2 separate regions of the Homo sapiens genome follow, and region 1 is linked to region 2. A link is a contact called in ENCODE Hi-C or POLR2A ChIA-PET data. All regions are on one chromosome and are shown on one strand. Each heading gives the region's core, a stretch centred on a gene start or an enhancer-like site at or near the end of the contact. The rest is flanking DNA. Distances are from core to core; before and after follow the strand shown. Region 1 holds the start of EIF4E2 (eukaryotic translation initiation factor 4E family member 2). Region 2 holds the start of ALPI (alkaline phosphatase, intestinal).

The links. A loop is a pair of places that touch in the nucleus more often than their neighbours do. ChIA-PET counts read pairs that join two places held with the same protein, here RNA polymerase II (POLR2A). Pooled maps may share reads with other maps.
Region 1: POLR2A ChIA-PET joins it to region 2 with 11 read pairs in PC-3. The contact joins the promoter of EIF4E2 here to the promoter of ALPI in region 2. A Hi-C loop is called at or near these places in 5 of 50 pooled maps. POLR2A ChIA-PET finds 5 or more read pairs at or near these places in 2 of 52 experiments (OCI-LY7 and PC-3).

The regions. Positions count from the first base shown.
Region 1 is chr2:232,548,300-232,552,498 of GRCh38, forward strand. It overlaps EIF4E2 (eukaryotic translation initiation factor 4E family member 2), which reads left to right and starts at 2,390. Exons shown (of 7, transcript NM_004846.4): 1 at 2,390-2,445. The coding sequence starts at 2,426. It overlaps TIGD1 (tigger transposable element derived 1), which reads right to left and starts at 2,258. Exons shown (of 1, transcript NM_145702.4): 1 at 1-2,258. The coding sequence starts at 1,583. MIR5001 (microRNA 5001) reads right to left here and starts at 2,274; the gene lies at 2,175-2,274. RefSeq lists a silencer at 2,401-2,770.
Region 2 is chr2:232,453,897-232,458,290 of GRCh38, forward strand. It overlaps ALPI (alkaline phosphatase, intestinal), which reads left to right and starts at 2,257. Exons shown (of 11, transcript NM_001631.5): 1 at 2,257-2,370; 2 at 2,453-2,569; 3 at 2,684-2,799; 4 at 3,003-3,177; 5 at 3,254-3,426; 6 at 3,669-3,803; 7 at 3,899-3,971; 8 at 4,102-4,236; 9 at 4,321-4,394. The coding sequence starts at 2,304.

The DNA.
Region 1 (4,199 bases), core at 1,140-3,639, 95 kb after region 2:
GCGATGCTGTTTGATAGCATTTTGCCCACAGTAGAGCTTCTTTCAAAATTGGAGTCAATCCTCTCAAACCCTGCTGCTGCTTTATCAACTAAGTTTATGTAATATTCTAAATCCTTTGTTGTCATTTCAACAATGTTCACAGCATCTTCACCAGGTGTAGATTCCATCTCAAGAAACCACTTTCTTTGCGCATCCATAAGAAACAACTCCTCATCTGTTAAAGTTTTATCATGAGATTGCAGCAATTCAGTTACATCTTCAGGCTCTACTTCTAATTCTAGTTCTTTTGCTATTTCCACCACATCTGCACTTACTTCCTCCACTGAAGTCTTGAACCCCTCATAGTCATCAATGAGGGTGGGAATCAACTTCTTCCAAACTCCTGTTAATGTTGACAATTTGACCTCCTCCCATGAATCACGAATGTTTTTAATGGCATCTAAAATGGTGAATCCTTTCCAGAAGGTTTTCAATTTGCTTTGCCCAGATCCATCAGAGACATCACTATCCATGGCAGCTAGAGCCTTATGAAATGTATTTCTCAAATAATAAGACTTGAAGGTCGAAATTACCCCTTGATCCATGGGCTGCAGAATGGATGTTGTGTTAGCAGGCATGAAAATAACATTAATCTCCTCGTATATCTCCATCAGAGCTCTTGGATGACTAGGGGCATTGTCAATGAGCAGTAATATTTTGAAAGGAATCTTCTTTTCTGAGCAGTAGGTCTCAACAGTGGGTTTAAAATATTCAGTAAACCACGCTGTAAACAGATGTGCTGTCATCCGGGCTTTGCTGTTCCATTTATATAGCACGGGTAGAGTAGATTTAGTATAATTCTTAAGGGCCCTAGGATTTTCAGAATGGTAAATAAGCATTGGCTTCAACTTAAAGTCACCAGCTGCATTAGCCCCTAACAAGAGAGTCAGCCTGTCCTTTGAAGCTTTGAAGCCAGGCACTGACTTCTCCTCTCTAGCTATGAAAGTTCTAGATGGCATCTTCTTCCAATAGAAGGCTGTTTCATCTACATTGAAAATCTGTTGTTTAGTGTAGCCACCTTCGTCAATGATCTTAGCTAAAGCTTCTGGATAACTTGCTGCAGCTTCTACATCAGCACTTGCTGCTTCACCTTGTGCTTTTATGTTATGGAAATGGCTTCTTTCCTTAAACCTCATGAACCAACCTCTGCTAGCTTCAAACTTTTCTTCTGCAGCTTCCACACCTCTCTCAGCTTTCATAGAGTTGAAGAGAGTTAGGGCTTTGTTCTGGATTAGGCTTTGGCTTAAGGGAATGTTGCGGCTGGTCTGATCTTCTATCCAGACCACTAAAACCTTCTCCATATCAGCAATAAGGCTGTTTCGCTTTCTTATCATTCGTGTGTTCATTGGAGTAGCACTTTTAACTTCCTTCAAGAACTTTTCCTTTGCATTTACAACTTGGCTAACTGTTTGCCGCAGGAGGCCTAGCCTTCGGCCTATCTCGGCTTTTGACATACCTTCCTCACTCAGTTTAATCATTTCTAGTTTTTGATTTAAAGTGAGAGATGTGCGACTCTTCCTTTCACTTGAGCACTTAGAGGCCATTGCAGAGTCATTAATTCGCCTAATCTCAATATTGTTGTGTCTCAGGGAATAGGGAGGCCCAAGAAGAGGGAGAGAGATGGGGAACGGTCTGTGGGTGGAGCGGTCAGAACACACACAACATTAAGTTCCACGTCTTATAAAAGACGCTGTATGTGGCACCCCAAAACAATGACAATAGCAACATCAAAGATCACTGATCATAGATCACCATAACAGACACAGAAATCATGAAAAAGTTTTAAATATTTTGAGAATTACCAAAATGTAACACAGAGACACCAAGTGAGCACATGCTGTTGGAAAAATGGCGCTGATACAATTGCTGGACTCAGGGCTGCCACAAACCCTCCATTTGTTTTCAGAATGCCCTATCTGCGAAGCGTAATAAAACGAGGTATGCCATAGTACAGTGGCGCCGCGACCGACAAAGGAAAGCCTCCGGGAGGTCAAAAGAGATACCAGAGAGTGCGTCCCGCACTGGAGGAAGAGGAAGGTTTTTACCAAGCAGCGAGTCCAGAGCCCGCGCCGTCAACGACGCGGTGCTGCCTTTTTTCCGAGCCGCTGCGGGAGGGGGCCAGGACACGCTCCCTTAGGAGAGCGGGCGGGTCACAAGGACCTGGACAGAGGCAGAACTGAGGCCAGCAGCCAGCTCCGCCGCTGAGTCCAGCCCTCTGCGCAGCCGCCCTGAGCTGGCGTCCCGAGATAGCCGCTTCCAAACCGGGCCTGCGCGCCGACGTTCCGCTGCGCCCCGCGCAAAACCGGAAGTACCCGGGCCCAAGGCTGAGGGACCCGGTGGAGCGGAAGTCACTCCCTGAGGCAGTGGCGACAGCGGCGGCGAGAGGATGAACAACAAGTTCGACGCGTGAGTGGCTCGTGGCCGCCCCCGGGGCCCCTTCCCCGAACAGTTCCCCCGCGCCCGCCCCCGCTGGGGCTGGGGCGGCGCAAACCCTGCGGCACCGGCTTCCCTGCTGGGATCCGGCTGCGGCCGGACCTGGCCTGGACTGGCGGGGAGGAGGGGGCTGGGGAGCAATGGATACCGGAGTCCCGGAGACCCCAGGGCCGTCCGAACCGAGGGCGAAGAGCTGGGCCCGGGGGAGGGGTGGCTGTGCCGCCCGGTAGGGGGAGATTTTCGGACGCCCCGCCCTGGTGGATGCGGATTGCCTGCGACGTGGAGGGGTGGGGACCTCGGCGGTTTGGGTGTTTCCGCAGTCTGGCAGCGCTGCCTCTGAATCCAGCTTTCCCCACACACTCCCTCTCCCCTCTGAGCCTCAGTTTTCTCATCTGCAGAGTGGGGACGGTAACACCCTTTGTCGTAGAGTTTGGAGGATGCAATGAGGTAATGTGGTTGCTGCCCTCGACGCGGTGGAAGGCTGGCTTAGGAATTATCTTCCTGAGACTCTTCCTACTTTCTTTCTCCTCCCCTTCCCGTTCCCGTCTTCCAACACACTCGCCAAGACCTAAGTATACTTGTTGCCCTCTCCTGCCCGCTCCGGTTTCTAGTTTCAGCATCAAACAGTTTGGAGGTACAGAGAGAAAATGCAGAAGTATCTTTACTTATCCCCCTCCAAGGATTGTATCTTGAGGTAGAATATGTTCCTTCCTCTCTTCTAGTAGTCTAGTAAATCGACTGTCTCTTCATCCGAAAACCTGGATTTCTAGTCCCAGATTCACCACTTACCATCTGTTTGACTGTAGAAAAGTTACCCAGCCTCTAAGCCATTGTTGCTCAAACCACATTAGTGGCTAGGACCCTGCTGCCACGCCGGGGTGTGATAAGGGTCAGATCACACTCAGCGATGCTTAAAGATGCTTGTGAACATTGCTAACTATTGCGATATAAACGTAAAGTGGAATTACTATTAGTTTAGGTTGTGACCTGGTGCTTTTGATGGGAAATTGGGGTGTTTCCAATACAGAGAGTACTGTGCAAATTCAGGGAATACTGGATTTCCAACACTCCAGGCAGGTAGGTCCTCAGGAATGTTTTCTGGTTGCTGAGAGGTCTCTGCTACTTGAGAAAGTCTTTGCCCGACCTCTTCTCTATCCTGCTGTTTAACTGAGCCTGTCCCTCTACGAACCTCTCCCCCGCTGCCGCCCCATTTCATCTCTATTGTAAACCCTGCAACAACTAGCTCCAGATCCAAATCCTGCCTCAGTGGAGCTTTCTGGAACCCTTATACCCCTTCCTCCACTGATTTGAACAAATCAAATGTCATCCTAAGAAGACATCTTATGGGTCATCTAGCTCAAGCCTACCCAAATCATTTGGGAGTCTGCAGTAAGAATGGTAATAATGGACTTCCACAGGGATCTTGCTAGGTATTTTTCATATATATATATATTTTTTGAGACAGGGTCTCGCTGTGTCACCCTGGCTGGAGTGCAGTGGTGTCATCACAGCTCACTGCCCACTCAACCTCCCGGGCACCAGCAATCCTCCCATCTCAGCCTCCAGAGTAGCCGGACTACAGGCATGTGCCACCCTACCTTGCTAATTTTTTTGTATTTTTTGTAGAGACGGGGTTTCGCCATGTTGCCCAGGCCGATCTCGAACTCGGGCTCAAGAGATCCACCCACCTTGCCTCCTAAAGTGCTGGGATTACAGGCATGAGCCAC
Region 2 (4,394 bases), core at 1,007-3,506:
CTCCCGGGCTCAAGTGATACTCCCACCTCAGCTTCCCAAGTAGGTGGAGAGATAATTTCAGCTCACACCCAAAGGCTATTTAATTTATTTCCTGTGGAGGGACCACAGGAGCAGGCCATTTCGCTCCGCTAATTTTTGTATTTTTTGTAGAGATGAGGTTTTTCCATGTTGCCCAGGCTGGTCTCAAACTCCTGCGCTCAAGTGAATCTCCCGCCTCAGCCTCCTAAAGTGCTAGGATTGCAGGGGTGAGCCACTACGTAGGGCCTCTTGTATTATTTCCCTTTTTTTTTTTTTTGAGACAGAGTCTCACTCTGCCACCCAGGCTGGAGTGCAGTGGCATGATCTCAGCTCACTGCAACCTCCACCTCCCAGGTTCAAGTGATTCTTCTGCCTCAGCCTCCCAAGTAGCTGGGACTACAGGTGCATGCCACCACACCCAGCTAATTTTTTGTATTTTTAGTAGAGATGGGGTTTCACTGTGTTAGCCAGGATGGCCTTGATCTCCTGACCTCATGATCCACCCACCTCGGCCTCCCAAAGTGCTGGGATTACAGGCATGAGCCACCGCACCCAGCTTGTATTATTTCTTACAACTACTTGTGAATCTATAGTTCTGTCAAAAATTCCAACTTAAACATGAAACTCAGGGTGGCTATAAAGCCTCCTGACTCACCTTGACTTTGGAATCAATCAATCAATTAATTGAGGAGACCCATTAGTGAGTCTCCTCTGACTTTCAGCCAAGAATGTTCCTAACTCAGCAAGATGAAGCAGGAGGTAGAGGAAACTAAGGGGGCAACAAGCAGGGGGCAAGAAGGACCTATGAGAGCGACATCTTCCCTGAGAGCCCCAGGACGACCACCGGGAAGCCAGGAGGGCGCAGGCAGGAGGACCCGGGAAAGCTCGGCCTGAGGGAGGCCCTAGGCGTGGTGGGGAGTGGGGCAGGGCAGGCAGAGGCTGGGCAGCAGGTGAGGTCCCCTGGGTTCTGAGGGCCAAGCCTGGGGTTTGAGGTAAACAGGCTCGAGTGGAGAAGGGGCTGCTGTGGTTGGGCTGGGGTGGGTGGAGCTGGAGGAGCCTTTTCTTCTTGAACCAGTTTTTGAATTGTGCTACAAAACACGGTACATCAAGTTTACCTCCTTCACCATTTTCAAGTGTACAGGGCGGCAGTGTTGAGTACACGCACAGTGTTGTGCAGCTGATCTCCAGAACATTCTCATCCTGCAACCTTGAAGCTCTGTCCCTATTAAACTCCAACTCTAACCCTAACCCCAACCCTAACCCATTGCCTCCTCCCTCAGCCTCAGGCAACCTCCATTCCACTTCTGTCTCTATGTATTTGACTCCCCTCGGGACCTCAGAGAAGTGTGTTCGTGCGTATTTGTTCTTTTGCACTGGTATATTTCACTGAGCATAATGTCCTAAGGTTCATCCATGTTGTAGCAGGTGTCAGGGTCGCCTTTGTTTTCAAGGCTGCGTGATACTCCATTGTATGTGTGCACCCTGTTTGGTTTCTCCATTTCTCTTTTGCTGGACACTTGGGTAGCTTCCAGCTCTTGGCTGCTGTGGATAATGCTGCTGGGAACATGGGTGTGCAGTTATCTGTTCGAGTCCCTAGTTCGCATTCCTTTGGCTACACACTCAGAGTGGGATGTCTGGACTGAAGCAATACTTTTGAACTCAGCCTGAGGTTACCAAACTCTCTGAACTCCTTATCAGAGGCTACACTTCTGGGTGTTCCCCGGGGCCCATGGAAAACAGACTCACCCCAGGCTCCATCTACCTGTGCAAGGGAACAGGGGTCAACCTCAAGTGCACAGGCTGCTCTGGAAGACCCAGCCCAGGTCTGGCTGACCCAGAGCACTGGCCCCTTCCCAGCCTGCGTCCTCAGGACATAGGTGTGGGCACCCATATACACCAAGTGGGTTCTAGGGCAGCCAGGCCACCCAGTGTGCCTCCTTTCACACTCCTCTGGGGCTCGTGACATTACGAGCCCTAACCCGGGCCCTGGCCTAGGCTGTGTGTTTCCAGTCTCACCTCTCTTCACACCTTGAATGAGGTGAATGAAGGAGTGGCAACGCGTCTCCCACAAGACACTGTGAGCCACACCCAGTCCCTTCCCTTCAGCAAGCTTGGCTTCAGGTCACAGGACTGGGCGGGGTCAAGATGGACACCAGGGGTGTGGGGAGGGACGTGGAGCATTTACAGCCAGGGGCAAAGTCCTCCCCTGATTTAAACCCAGGCAGCCTGCGCTGCAGCCGGTTCCTGGTGTCCCCACTTCGCCTCCCTCCTGCTGCCCCCAAGACATGCAGGGGCCCTGGGTGCTGCTGCTGCTGGGCCTGAGGCTACAGCTCTCCCTGGGCGTCATCCCAGGTAATGAGGCTCCCCAAGCTGTTCCACACACAGGGCACCCCCTCAGCCAGGCTGACCTGATCTCTACTCTCCCCCTGGCCAGCTGAGGAGGAGAACCCGGCCTTCTGGAACCGCCAGGCAGCTGAGGCCCTGGATGCTGCCAAGAAGCTGCAGCCCATCCAGAAGGTCGCCAAGAACCTCATCCTCTTCCTGGGCGATGGTGAGTGAGCAAGGCCTGTCCAGCCCCGTAGTCCTCACAGCCCCGGCACCCGGGACCTTCAGTGGTTCCAGGACAACCCTGGGGCCCAGGACTCACACATTTCTGCTCCTTCAGGGTTGGGGGTGCCCACGGTGACAGCCACCAGGATCCTAAAGGGGCAGAAGAATGGCAAACTGGGGCCTGAGACGCCCCTGGCCATGGACCGCTTCCCATACCTGGCTCTGTCCAAGGTAAGGGCTGGGCCACCTCAGAGTCCTCCAAGCAGAGGAGAGGGATCAAGGATATGGAGTGTGGCAGGAGGGAGGGAGCCAGGACAGCTGGGGCCTAAGTTAGGAGCTGGGAGCAGTTAGGATCCCAGAGGACCAGAACCAGGTCCTTGGTTGGGGTCTGGGTGTCCGCCCCGAAGTAGAGCTCAGGGTGTCTCCGTTCGCAGACATACAATGTGGACAGACAGGTGCCAGACAGCGCAGCCACAGCCACGGCCTACCTGTGCGGGGTCAAGGCCAACTTCCAGACCATCGGCTTGAGTGCAGCCGCCCGCTTTAACCAGTGCAACACGACACGCGGCAATGAGGTCATCTCCGTGATGAACCGGGCCAAGCAAGCAGGTGAGCTGGGGCCCGCTGTGGGGTCAGGACCAGGCCCAAGATCTCGGTCACCGATCCTGACCTCTGTCACCCTCAGGAAAGTCAGTAGGAGTGGTGACCACCACACGGGTGCAGCACGCCTCGCCAGCCGGCACCTACGCACACACAGTGAACCGCAACTGGTACTCAGATGCTGACATGCCTGCCTCAGCCCGCCAGGAGGGGTGCCAGGACATCGCCACTCAGCTCATCTCCAACATGGACATTGACGTGCGACCCCCGGGCCAAGGGCTGGGGCTGGGCAGAGGGGAAGGTGGCACAGGCTCAGATCCAGGCAACCAAAAGCCTGATCTGGGTCAGCAGGTTCTGGAGGTGGAGTTGGGGATGTAGAATGTGCAATACAGGCTGGGCCATTCCCACAGCCCTGGGGAGGGGAGCCAGGGGCTATGCATGAGGAGGGGGCACGGGGCCAGCCAGGCCCCCAAACCACCTGCCCCATCCATTGTCCTCAGGTGATCCTTGGCGGAGGCCGCAAGTACATGTTTCCCATGGGGACCCCAGACCCTGAGTACCCAGCTGATGCCAGCCAGAATGGAATCAGGCTGGACGGGAAGAACCTGGTGCAGGAATGGCTGGCAAAGCACCAGGTGATGGGGGCTGGTGGGTGTGGGAGGCACGGCAGGGGGAGGCCAAGTGTGTGGGTCTCAGGGCTGTGGGCTGAAGCCTGGCTCTGTCCCTGCAGGGTGCCTGGTATGTGTGGAACCGCACTGAGCTCATGCAGGCGTCCCTGGACCAGTCTGTGACCCATCTCATGGGTAATGACCCCCTTCCTGCCCTGGCATTCCTCAGACAACCTCAGAGGGTGCCATCCGAGCCTGTGTGCCCATTTGCCAGCACCCTCCCGCTCACAGCCTGCCAATCACCACCAAGCTCCTTGTCCCACAGGCCTCTTTGAGCCCGGAGACACGAAATATGAGATCCACCGAGACCCCACACTGGACCCCTCCCTGATGGAGATGACAGAGGCTGCCCTGCGCCTGCTGAGCAGGAACCCCCGCGGCTTCTACCTCTTTGTGGAGGGTGCGTGGTGGCCCCTGGGGAGTGGAGGAAGGCGGGGCGCGGCAGGGCAGGTTCAAGCATCACCCCCCTCTGGCCTTCCTGCAGGCGGCCGCATCGACCATGGTCATCATGAGGGTGTGGCTTACCAGGCACTCACTGAGGCGGTCATGTTCGACGAC